2 separate regions of the Mus musculus genome follow, and region 1 is linked to region 2. The links are chromatin contacts, found by Hi-C or POLR2A ChIA-PET in ENCODE. All regions are on one chromosome and are shown on one strand. Each heading gives the region's core, a stretch centred on a gene start or an enhancer-like site at or near the end of the contact. The rest is flanking DNA. Distances are from core to core; before and after follow the strand shown.

Region 1 (6,114 bases), core at 3,584-6,083, 200 kb before region 2:
AAGTTATGAGTCTGAATTGTGGAGAAAGAACCGTATTTTCACTGCATCACTGTATTCAATGTTTTTTCACTGAGAAGGGCTTTCTCACAAGCCAAATCCAGGTCCAGCAGTACTTTCCAGACAGTTTAGAACTGGCCATACCTTTGGAAATCACCTTGAGAAACTCCTTACTTCACTGATGAAATGAGCTGCCTGAAGTCACATGCTGTGTGCTTTCAGAACTGAAGTTAGAGACAGTCAGTTATCTCCCAAGCCTTTCCTCTCCCCCTTCTCTTCCTTTCCCTCCTAGTCTTCTCTTATCCCCACTATGCCTTGATTTGAAGTGATGTATTGTTGTAGAAATTTTTAATCCCAATCAGGGTTTCTACCCGGCCTTTGACCATTTAGTTCCAGATAAAAGGCACACACAACTTCATATTTACAATAAGCCTTGATCAGCACTAGAGCTGGGCAGATATTTACATTCTATGCTATTAAAATCTATTTCCTATTGATAACCCCAACTTATTACTTACATGTTTCTTTCATCTGGGCTGCTCTTAACTACAATTGGCCAGCCTTCAGGGCCATGTTTTCTTGACTCCTATCCCATGGAAACTTTCTCTGCCTTCTCACCTTCTTGTCTCCCTCATGGTTTTCCCCCAGCCTCCCAGCCCCCCAGGCCCAGGAACCCTAAAACCTGCCTATGTCTCTTCTGTCCAGCTATTTACTGTCAGAATCTTTATTCACCAATCAGAAATAACTTGAGGGCAAGGTCACACAAATCACTGTGTCTACATGCCGACTCTCTTGATCTCTGGGACAACCAGGTCTTGGGGGCCTGCACTTTAGCATTACAAGACACTGCAAAAGACCAAACCTCAAAAATTCCCCTTTTTAGCTCCTTTTCTCTCAGATATAAATTAAATACAATTACAACAATTATGAAAATTGTAAGGTATGATATACATTTATAATGTCCAGTCCATTTTATTTGGCCATTTAGATAAAGTATTTTATCATCTATACTAATTAATGAGTTTACAATTCTGCACCTCACTTATCTTTGATTTTTACTTGTATTATATCTGAAACCCAACTTTTTAAAATCTAGAATACCTTCCTTGATGCTAAACAACATAAGTTTAGTTGTGAGACTATAACTATCTAGTCTTCAACACCATCTGAGCTTTGAAAAGGAATAAATATTATTTAGGTATGCAGGAAGCATAGGGATGAAGCTTCTAAAAATCATAGAAATGACAGAGATAGCTTACTGTCTGGACAGTCCCTAATGTTCCTTATAACACTGGAGTATCTATCTTCAGCCTTCTGGCCCAGAACATCTGACAGACCCCAGATGAATCAGGAATTATGAAGGACTAGCTTACCCTATCTTGGCAATGCTTAGCAGTAAATTATCCTGCAAACAGCATTTTGTCTATAGATAGTACATTTCTTGCCCAGAGGCTAGCTTACCACAATTGAAACAACTGTATATGGAGGTATCTTAATAAATAAAAATAATTATCTTAATTATTTTAAATTGTTTTAATTGTCAACATGAAGGTAGTTATAATTTCAGTGATTATAATTGTATTAAATACTCTATGACAGAGGTCAAAGTAGAGCAGATCTAAATAAAAAAGAGCCTGCAAAATTGAATCAGTCTATACTTTAGATTTTATACTTCAGGTTGCTGGAACAAAGAAAAGGTATTTTGGGAGAAGGGCTCTGTATTTGTGTTAACAAGAAAAAAAAAAAAAGGTTTTAGACTCCTTCCAAAGTAATAAGGATCAGACTTGATAGAGGGAGACCCCCCTGAAGACCTTGGCTGCAGTCAGGAAGGAAAAAAGTCAAGAAGACCAAATAGGACAGGTAACATAATTTGCTGATCCCTCTATATGGGAACAAACCTGAAACTGGCTGAAACATAAAAATGTCTCTAGCTAGAACTTCAACTATACATAGCCAATGAGTCTTGTTGGCAACAGAGTTCTTAAAATTCATCACGCCATCCTTTCATATGGCATGAATGAAGATTTATTACAATTTGGTTATTAATCAAGCTGACTCATAAAAAAGACAGGTGCCTTTCACCTGCTCAAACAAGGAGCAGAAATTCATCCTTAACTGATCTATGCACCTTGCTCTACTTCGGAACCACATACCCAACCTAACAATTTGGTTATTTGAATACATACATTCCAATGTATGCATATACTACATTTCATTAATAGATTTACCCACCAATGAACACATGATCAGCTTCTACCTTCTGCCTATTGGAAACAATACTAGAAACATAAATATATAACTATCTGAGACTCTGTTTTCAAGTCTTTTAGAAATATACTTAGAGGAAGAATGGCCGAGTCACATGTTAACTCCTAATTTTGGGGAGGATAAAAACTCTTCACTTTGCATAACCCCTTTAGGACTCATTCAGGTGTACACAGTGATATCAATTTTTTTAAAAAAAAAATCAAATTGCATTTGTATTTGAGAGAACACATGCAGGTTTTAACAAGTGTGTATACATGTGAGGCAAGAGTATTTTCTTTATCTTGCTCCATCTTATATTTTGAGACAAGGTCTCTCATTGAACTCATTAATTATGTAGGCTGGCTGGCCAATGGGCTCAAAGGCACAGCCTGTTTCCACATTGCACCCTAATACTTGGGCTACAAAACCCACTTGCACACACTTTCTTGGCAACCAGCTTTTTTGTCAGTACTTGGAATCTAAACTCAGGCCCTCAAGCTTGCACAGTAGGCAATTTAATGACTGAGACATCTCTTCAGCTCCACCAAATAGAGCTTTATGGTTATGGATATATCACAGTTTGATCAACCATTGACCAATAAATGACGTTTGAGTTGGTCAGGTTGGGGCTATCCCAAATACCCACGCTGAGTATCATTCTCTTAATTATCAACATTTTGCTGTCAAGACTTTGGCAAATTTACAGCCAACTTTCAACACTATAAACACCCCTGTATAGATTCTGATATAGACAAGGTGTTTTTTTTTTAATTATTTCTTTAGGATAAATGTTTATGAGTATGATGGTAAGATGTATAATTTAATCTTATTTAATTTAATCTTATAAGAAATTTCCATTTTCCAGATTGGCCATACTGATTTACATACATGCCAAATTTAGTTTTTCTGTTTCTTCACCAGGATGTCCTTCTGTAAATCTGTATTTCATTCCTCTTAACTTTGTGACAGATCTCATAGTAATGTAAATCTGCAATTCTCCTATGGCTAGTGGTTTTGAACATTCATAAGCCCACCTGCCATCTTTTTGTCCAGCTCTTGTTTGCTTTTTCACTTTTGAGTTTGAGAAGGAGTTTCTTGTTTAGCACTGAATTTGCTGGTTTAGCTAGACGAAATGTCCATCACACTGCAGAGATCTCCAGTTTTCACATCCTCAGTACTGGTATGAAAAACCTCCACTTTTGTTGCTGGCGATCCAAACCAGGTTGTAGGACTTGTTCAACAAGTACTTTGGCAAAGACATCTCCCCTAATCCTCTTTGTACTAGTTTTATTCTCATAACTTTTCTGTGTGCTTGAAATAAACTACGAAACATGAGGTATGAGTTGTTTTTTAAGTGATAAATTTTTTTTTAAACCCTAGTGACAAGTTTAACACTAGTCTGGCATTAAGTGGTAAAAGCGTCAGAGGAAACTGACTTCAATCTAGATAGTCCAATACCTGGATATTTGGGGGTTTTTTTGTTTGTTTGTTTTTTGAAACAGGGTTTCTCTGTGTAGCCCTGGCTGTCCTCGAACTCAGAAATCCGCCTGCCTCTGCCTCCCAAGTGCTGGGATTAAAGGCGTGCGCCACCACTGCCCGGAGCTGTCTATTCTGCCTGTCTCTCTTGTCTTAATCTTTCTGTAGGTAAACAGCTTAACTTGCTCTGTAGACCAGGCTGGCCTTGAACTCAGAGATCGCACTGCCTTTGCCTCCCAAGCTCTGGGATTAAAGGCATGCACCACCATTGCCCGGCTCTATTCCATTTTTAAAATACCACTTCTTGACTGTGACTAAATAAGTATACATCTCTGATACCTTGACAAGCCATGAAGCATCTGCATCTCTAAAAGTGAAGAGAAACTGTAAAACACGTTCAAGTTTTTCTTTTACGAAAACCATTTATCCTGGGCCAAGTAGAAGAATGTTAAAGGGACACCAAAGAATACCTTAAAAGTTCAAAAGAAAGTTAGAATCAAGGAACTGGCCAGACCCAGAGTTACCATGGGTCGCTCACCTGGCAGTGGTAAGCAGAGGGTGTCCCGTCCCCACCAGCTTCCGCACCTGCATGGCGATATTGCTGAGCTCGTCGCTCAGCAGGCAGCGCAGGCTCATGAAGGATGCGGGGTAGCCCACGATCTTCTCCGCCTCGGACACCACCTGGTTCCAATGGGCCGGTGACCTGGAGGAGCGCCCGCGCCAGGAGCCCGCCGAGGAGATGCTGTCGAGGGATCTGAAGTACCACCAGTGGCGACTGGGGGGACCTGAAGCCCCGAGGTAACCGGACAAGCGCAACAGCAGCTGCCGGAGGCTCATAGTTTTGAGTCTGAGAGGGTCGGGGACCTGAGGAAGGTGGCCAGAAATGACACGGGAAGCAAACAAGGGCTGAGGAGAAACTTTCAGAATCTAACAGGAGACGGCGATTCCAAACCCTCAGAGAAGTATGGCTTTCTGGAGCCGTAACCAGGAATAACGTTTGCTGCTTCTGCAGCGCAGACTGGCGTAACCCCAGCGGCTGCTCAGAACTGCACTGGATACCTGCGCTGGTAACCACAGCCAGTGCCTACATGGGGGGCGCCATGTTGGAGGCATGAAATGCGGCCTGCCGTAAAGATAGGGGCGGGCTGATGAGCGGCAAAGAGTGCTCTTTACTTTACGGCACAGCTGGGACCTCCCCACTAAGGGGCGGACCCTCAGTGATGACCGGAAGGCGAGAGATGGAAGGGAGCCTGTGCCCCAGGACGTCGGTGTCCGCCCTTTGGCACCCCGCTAGCCCTGGATCTAGGCGCTCTCGGGGTCTCTGCAGCGTTTCTCCCGGCCCAACGCAGAGTGAAGCTTATGTAAATAAATGTCTGTATCGTGGGTCCGCGGCGAGATCGTAGGCCCGTGGCGCAGGCTCGTCCGGAAGCCTTTTGCTCCTGGGCGCCTTAGGCCCTTGGTGGGGGCCGCGGACCCGGGAGGGCGGCCCCGCTAGCTGGGCGACGACGTCTCCTCCGCGGCCCCCCCAGAGCTGGAACGCAAGTGGATCGGTGAGGCTGAGCCCTGCTTCCCTCAGCTTCCTGGCCGAAGTGCCAGGATTTCTGTGAAAAATCCAGAAAATAAGGATGCTGTGAGAATGGAATGAAACGTCGCTTGCTCCGGGACTGAAAATTCACTGGCATGAGTGCATTTCACATATTAGCTCACTTAATCTTTTGTTGAGTTTTAAAGATAATACTATTCCCCGGATTTTAGGGGGGATGGGGGGGAACGGAATGAGGCACAGCCAAATTGTAAGTTGTTATGGTCACATTAAGCAAAATGTGAACCTAGAGGATCTGGTATCTTTTTTTCTCCTCTCCTTTGGGTACTAGGGATAGAGGCCAGGCCTCATGCAGTAATGCTAGGCTAGTGCTCTACTTCGGAACCACATACCCGACCTAACAATTTGGTTATTTGAATACATACTCTTAACCACAACATTAAGTAATATGTTACCAAAAATTCTTTCTCATTGCTAAAGTAAAATTGTCAGTGTGACGACGCTTTCAGTGTTGGATGGAACGTTTTTTTTTTCCCCTAGGCCACAGTGGCCTGAGACTTCTTACTGTGTAGCAAACTGACCTGTAACTTCTTGACCCCATCCACCTCTCAAGTCCTGGGATTACAGACGAGGGCCAGAGGGCCACTCTGCTCTTCGGGTGCCACCTATTCAAGCACGTCTAGCATCTTGCCCTTTCTAATTAGACAAAACAAGTGTTGAAGTCCTTGTTAATCATAAAAAAATTAAAAATTACAAAACCTTAAATTCAATCCCTTGGGAAGAAAAAAGTAACATTAAGATCAGTAATATAAAAATAATAAACGACTTGTTACCTACATTTTACACTCAGG
Region 2 (6,330 bases), core at 1,108-3,607:
GTTAATGAAATCACAATAATTTCTCCAAAGTAATGGGTTCTGAAGCCGAGAAGGACTATTTTTTGAACTTTGGTGTCTAGTGATTTCCAATTGGGAAGGCATCTGAGCCTTTAATTAGCTCTGCAGCCCAGCTTTAAAATAAATTTGGTGATATCTTTCTTTTGCCAGGAGTAGATCCGAAGGGGGTGGGGTGGAAGCCATAACAACTTTTGGAAAGTGTTCTCTGGTGTTTGAAAAGTTGTTAAATAAGACTGTCTGCCAAGAAATGTCACCAAAATTCTGACTGCCGAGAAAGAGTGGGCAAACAGCTCAAAAAATAATTCTAGCTTGCTGCAACATCACGGGTTGGGAGAGCTGAACCTCACACAGACTTCATGACTAAGTCCAAGTTTCTCCTTGGAAGCCAGACATAGCGGTGTTCGGCGCTTTATGCGATTGGTTAGCACAGCACACCCTTTCCAACCACTTTATTGGATACAGTGCACAGTGGCTTTACATAAGGAGAATTTTAAGAGGTTATGTTGCCTGATTGTTGAACTCCCTGGAGATTCCTTCCCTCCAACGTTATATAGATATGTATTTACATGAGCCTGTTAGGCAAGTGAAAATATGAAGACAAGTGTACTGAGTAGGTGTCCTAGGTATACGTACAGGGCAGGTGTGCAGGGCAGGTGTGCAGGGCAGGTGTGCAGGGCAGGTGTGCAGGGCAGGTGTGCAGGGCAGGCGTACTTCATAGGAGCACTGGGTAAGTGTCCTGGACAGGTGTACTCCATTTTGTCAGAGCCATCTTTGAAAAGGGGCGGCGGGGGGGGGGGGGAGAATGGTTGTTGCTAATTTTGAGGATCCTATTTATAAAGCAAATTCTTTATTTCATAAATCTTTCAGAAATGTACCCTGTAAAGGGTACCCTTCAACTTATTTGGGAAATGATGATAGAGTTTAATAGAGCCTTTATGTGAAACATGAAACGCCATGTACCCAAGAAAGTTGCTTATCTTACCTGTTGTGGTTTCTATTGCTGTGTTGTAGGTGTGTGACTGGTGTAAACACATAAGGCACACAAAAGAATACCTGGATTTTGGGGACGGGGAGAGAAGGCTTCAGTTCTGCAGTGCAAAATGTCTCAATCAATACAAAATGGACATTTTCTACAAAGAGACACAGGCCAATCTTCCAGCCGGGCTGTGCAGCACACTCCACCCTCACATGGAAAGTAAAGCAGAAGGCACCGGGGTGCAGCTGCTCACGCCAGACTCTTGGAATATCCCGCTAACAGATGCTCGGAGGAAAGCCCCTTCCCCCGTGACTGCAGCTGGCCAAAGCCAGGGCCCCGGCCCATCCTCGTCCACCACCGTTTCTCCATCTGACACTGCCAACTGCTCTGTCACTAAAATCCCCACGCCAGTGCCCAAGTCCCTCCCCATCAGCGAGACTCCGAGCATCCCTCCCGTCTCGGTCCAGCCACCTGCTAGCATCGGACCTCCACTGGGTGTCCCGCCTCGCAGCCCTCCCATGGTGATGACCAACCGCGGCCCAGTGCCCCTGCCCATCTTCATGGAGCAGCAAATTATCCAGCAGATCCGCCCGCCCTTCATCCGCGGACCACCGCACCACGCCTCCAACCCCAATAGTCCCTTGTCCAACCCCATGCTCCCGGGCATTGGGGCCCCGCCCGGAGGCCCCAGGAACCTAGGCCCCACTTCCAGCCCCATGCACCGGCCCATGCTATCGCCCCACATCCACCCCCCAAGTACCCCTACCATGCCTGGGAACCCCCCAGGGCTGCTGCCCCCGCCGCCCCCGGGCGCGCCCTTGCCCAGCCTTCCCTTCCCTCCGGTTAGCATGATGCCAAACGGCCCGATGCCGGTTCCCCAGATGATGAACTTCGGGCTGCCTTCGCTGGCCCCGCTGGTGCCGCCCCCCACGCTGCTCGTGCCGTACCCAGTGATAGTGCCCCTGCCGGTGCCCATCCCTATCCCTATCCCCATTCCCCATGTGAACGATTCCAAGCCCCCCAACGGATTTTCCAGCAACGGGGAGAGCTTCGTTCCGAGCGCTCCGGGCGACTCATCGGCGGCGGGAGGCAAGGCTGGTGGACGCTCCCTGTCCCCGCGGGACTCCAAGCAGGGCTCTTCCAAGTCAGCCGACTCGCCACCCGGAAGCTCCGGCCAGGCTCTGAGCCTGGCGCCCGCGGAGCGCGGTCGTGGGGAGGTGGTGGACCTGACCCGGCGCGCAGGCAGCCCCGCGGGTGCGGGAGGCCAGCCGGGCTTCGCGGGCGTGTTGCACGGCCCGCAGGACGGCGTCATCGACCTGACCGTGGGCCACCGAGCCCGGCTGCACAACGTGATACACCGTGCGCTGCACGCTCACGTCAAGGCGGAGCGCGAGCCGGGAGCCGCGGAGCGCAGGACCTGCGGCGGCTGCAGGGACGGCCACTGCAGCCCGCCCGCCGCCGGCGACCCCGGCCCGGGCGCCCCCGCGGGCCCCGAGGCCGCTGCCGCCTGCAACGTCATCGTGAACGGCACCCGCAGCGCCCCGGCCGAGGCCAAGGGCGCGGAGCCCCCGCCGGAGCAGCCGCCGCCCCCAGCCCCTCCCAAAAAGCTACTGTCGTCCGAGGAGCCTGTGGTGAACGAGCTGGAGTCGGTCAAGGAGAACAACTGCGCTTCCAACTGCCACCTGGACGGGGAAGCGACCAAAAAACTGATGGGGGAGGAAGCCCTGGCGGGGGGCGACAAGTCGGACCCGAACCTCAATAACCCCGCGGACGAGGACCACGCCTATGCTCTGCGGATGCTGCCCAAGACCGGCTGCGTGATCCAGCCTGTGCCAAAACCCGCGGAGAAGGCTGCCATGACGCCGTGCGTCATCTCCTCGCCCATGCTCAGCGCTGGCCCTGAGGACCTGGAGCCTCCGCTCAAAAGGAGGTGCCTCCGAATTAGAAACCAGAATAAGTAAAAAAATAAAAGGTTTGTATGTCCACCTGGGCGTTCCTCCAAGAGACAGCGCCCCTCACCTTGCTTGTTAGAGGCGGAGGTGAGATGCAGCCATCGTGTCACTTACCGCTTTCTCTGAGCACTCTGGGTGGCCAGGTACCATCAACGTTTTGATCCAATACCTATGACAGCTGGCAATGCTATTTAGTACACCATTAGCAGTTTACAGCCGAGAGACAGTTAAGAGCCAAGATCACTCAAGCCCTTGAACCTGAGTTGAAAGCACACTCTGTTTTGTGACACACTATTTTCTTCTTTTCGGGTTCATACCTAATTTATCCAACTGGAAAAGGAGGCATGGGAGGGACGATTACTTGAGGAATCTTACTGTTCAGTTAGGAGGTTGCAGAGCAGTATTGAAATGTCTGGGTAACCCATCAGTGGGCGAGCACCTAGAGCTGGTAGTCCATTTGGCAGATGACTCTTACTCTAGCTTCTCAAGATAACCATATCTGTGGGCTAAAATGAAAAACTAGCCTTACGGCCAACCTACCACGCCCCCCTTTCGGGTACTCAGTGGCTGAGCTGGTGAGTCTCACTTCTACGTGTAGACCTTAATGAAGTGGCAGGCATGTCTCTGTACCCTATGACTGCTGTACCCTACTTAATATCCAGTGAGCCAACAGTTCTGTGAGATGGCGGGGACCACACATGAACCACTGTAGCGACTCTTGCCAATCCTAGTGGAGTAGGCGTCCGGTAGCATACTACCAAGAAGGAAGCTGTGACTTGGAAATATTTGCTCAGTCAGAGCTTGTCGGTGGCGGACCCGGTGTTGACTTCAGGCCTGTCCATTCAATCGCAGAGGGTGAGCTCTCCCATCTATCCAAGCAGGCAACAAGCCAAAACATTGGTTTGTTATAATAAACATTGTTTATTAACCGATTACAGAAAGAAGAGAAATGGGTGTTCCTCCAGCATTTAACTTAGACACTGCTCCTTCCCTGGGCTGGGGACACACAGAAGAATGTGCAAAGTAGGTTGACTACGTCCTATGGTGGGGGGGGGGGACGAGGCCTGGGGGAGGGGAGGAGGACGAGTATCTTCACAGGGTATGCAGGCTCTTCTGGGTGTTTCCCCATAATATTTCTTTGGAGCTATCTCCAAAGAAACAGCTAGCTATCTTCATCCTCCTAGTGGAGAAATAGGATTGGGGAATTTGTCCAAGATTATCTAACTTGTGGGCAGAGTTTCGATTCAAATCCAAGTTGTGGAAGTCCAAAGCTTAATTTCCTTTTGAGCACCGTAGGAGAATCGTCTCACTAGTCCCTCTGTCACCACATTTACAAAAGGTCTCTTATCACCTTGAGGCAAAGTTTATAAAGCACAGCAATGAGCCTCCACTTACCAACTCGCCCGGTGTACACGATCCGAGCCCACCAACCTCTTGCTTTCATGGTGGGAACGTGAGCACTTGGCTTACAGCCAGAGTGGAAGCCCTGAACCAGAGCTAATGGCTAGTGTGAGAATCGTTTCTTGGCCACCATGGTTTGAGGTCTCCTTTCCTGCTGGTGGCTTTGCCAGTGGGGCCAGAACACCAGAGATGAGGCCACTCTTCTTTCCTCCTTTAGCCTACGATGCCTTCAGTCTGAAGGCAGTGGTCTTGGCCTTCTGGAAAGCATGCCAACTGAAAACACCCCAGATAATTTAATCTGCTTGACAATGCTTTGAGTGACCCCCCCAAAAGTGAGAACCTTTAGAAAGCACTGGGACTTGTCACTCACACACACACACACACACACACACACACACACACACTCAAGGAAGAATGGGAGGGTAAAAGATCTCATTGCCATTACTGTGCTAAGAGACCAGGACAGGAACAGTGACAGTCCCTATAAGTGTCTAAAGTATCTATTAAAAGCATAAGGTGTATGGATGGCTGTTTGGGTGACCTGTGCTTCTGAAAAAGTCATCCATCGGACAAGGGTAGTTTCCGTGGGTCAGCGTCACTACTAAAAATGTTAACTTGGCAATAGCCAAGTCTAGAAGATGCTGGTACCAAATAGCCTAATTCTTGTGATTGGAGAGTCCTTTTTATTGTGAGTTTCTCAAGAAATTATAGTTCTTTTTGAAAATCAGGCAAGGGTTTTGAGGGCTGCCGAGAGGAGGCAAGGCAAGGAATTTAAGGAGGGGAGACCATGTCTCCAGTAAGTCAGCAGAGCACCCAAGTAAATCGCTGGCCCCACATCACCTCAGGGCCCAGCCTCCACCTGCTGTGCTCCACTCTCTGGCCCTTCTGGTTCCCTGCTCAGACAGTGTTGCTTTTGCTCTAACTCTCAGGAACTCTCGTGGTTGGAGAGTTGGAAATACTCTATTAACTAAGGGCTGAGTACCCTTTGCGCCCTAATAGTGAGCGCTCCTTGGTAACAAGTCAAATTGAAAGCATTAAAAGAATAAAAAAATAAATAAAAGCAAGGGCTGTGGAGATGCCTTGGTGGGCAAAGCGCTTGTCACACAAGCACAAGGATCACCAGCCCCACGTAAAAGGTGACATGCCATGGTGCGGACCTGCAGATCTCAGTACTGGAGGTCAAAGCCATGATCCCCAGGGAGGTCTTGCTGCCTAAATCAGCTAAATCAGCTGCTTCACCTTCACCGTACCATACCATACTTTTTAGAATACATTTCAAAATCCGAAAGCCACTAGATCTGCCTTCAAAGAACTCGACACATTTGTTCAACCTCTGTAGACTGCAGGCCCCCTCTCCCATTTTGAAATTATTCTGTCCCCGCTTTCCCGACTTTATTCATTCTTGTTTGTGCGTATGGTTACAAATGATTCCAACCGGCAGATGTTTCTCCCATATGCAGAACTGATTAAGTTTAGTTGAAGACTTTTAGATGGTTGTAAACTCTTTTTAATCGCCAATGTTTAAAGTTAGGAATCCCAGTCCCACTGCCTCAGTAGCTAGAAAAAAAAATCCCACAAATAATAATGAAAACAATGTATGAGTATGTCTAAACTATTCTCCCCACACAGAATTCCACTGGTAGATGGACTAGTCCCTCCTTTGCCGATGCCTGGAAGCTTGGTGGGTAGCTGTATGAACTCAGAGAGATGTTTGTACTAGAATCTCTATAGTTTATGCTTATTTATGGTACATCGGGGAGTTCAGAGCAACCATGTGTAAATTTTTGAAAGTATTCAAAGAAAATATCCTCATTCCTTGGTTTTCCAGGGAAACAACATATTTTAAACAAAATAATCAATGGGAAAAAATGAAAACCAGGAATAACCCTTTCACCCCATTCTTTATGCTCTCCTGGGGCAGTAGACCCACACAGTGCCCTCTGCTCTGTGGTTCTCCAGTCTCTTACATGTTTCTAGAGCTGT

What was found. Hi-C counts contacts between places; a loop is a spot of excess contacts on that map. ChIA-PET counts read pairs that join two places held with the same protein, here RNA polymerase II (POLR2A).
Region 1: a map of left cerebral cortex shows a loop between it and region 2 (4-fold over the local background). The contact joins the promoter of Pdss2 here to the enhancer-like site in region 2. A Hi-C loop is called at or near these places in 1 of 37 maps with a recorded cell type or tissue (left cerebral cortex). POLR2A ChIA-PET finds 5 or more read pairs at or near these places in 1 of 5 experiments (Patski).

The regions. Positions count from the first base shown.
Region 1 is chr10:43,220,205-43,226,318 of GRCm38, reverse strand. Pdss2 (prenyl (solanesyl) diphosphate synthase, subunit 2) reads right to left here and starts at 4,833. Exons shown (of 8, transcript NM_027772.2): 1 at 4,259-4,833. The coding sequence starts at 4,557.
Region 2 is chr10:43,017,618-43,023,947 of GRCm38, reverse strand. It overlaps Sobp (sine oculis binding protein), which reads left to right. Exons shown (of 7, transcript NM_175407.3): 6 at 1,030-2,966. The coding sequence ends at 2,955. Among named protein-coding and RNA genes, the nearest start is that of Gm47815, 14 kb to the left of the region's middle. Within about 2 kb of position 2,357, at least 3 of the 3 ENCODE cell types and tissues checked have a DNase peak (open chromatin) inside an H3K27ac peak, as active enhancers do; they include left cerebral cortex, where a contact is called at or near this core.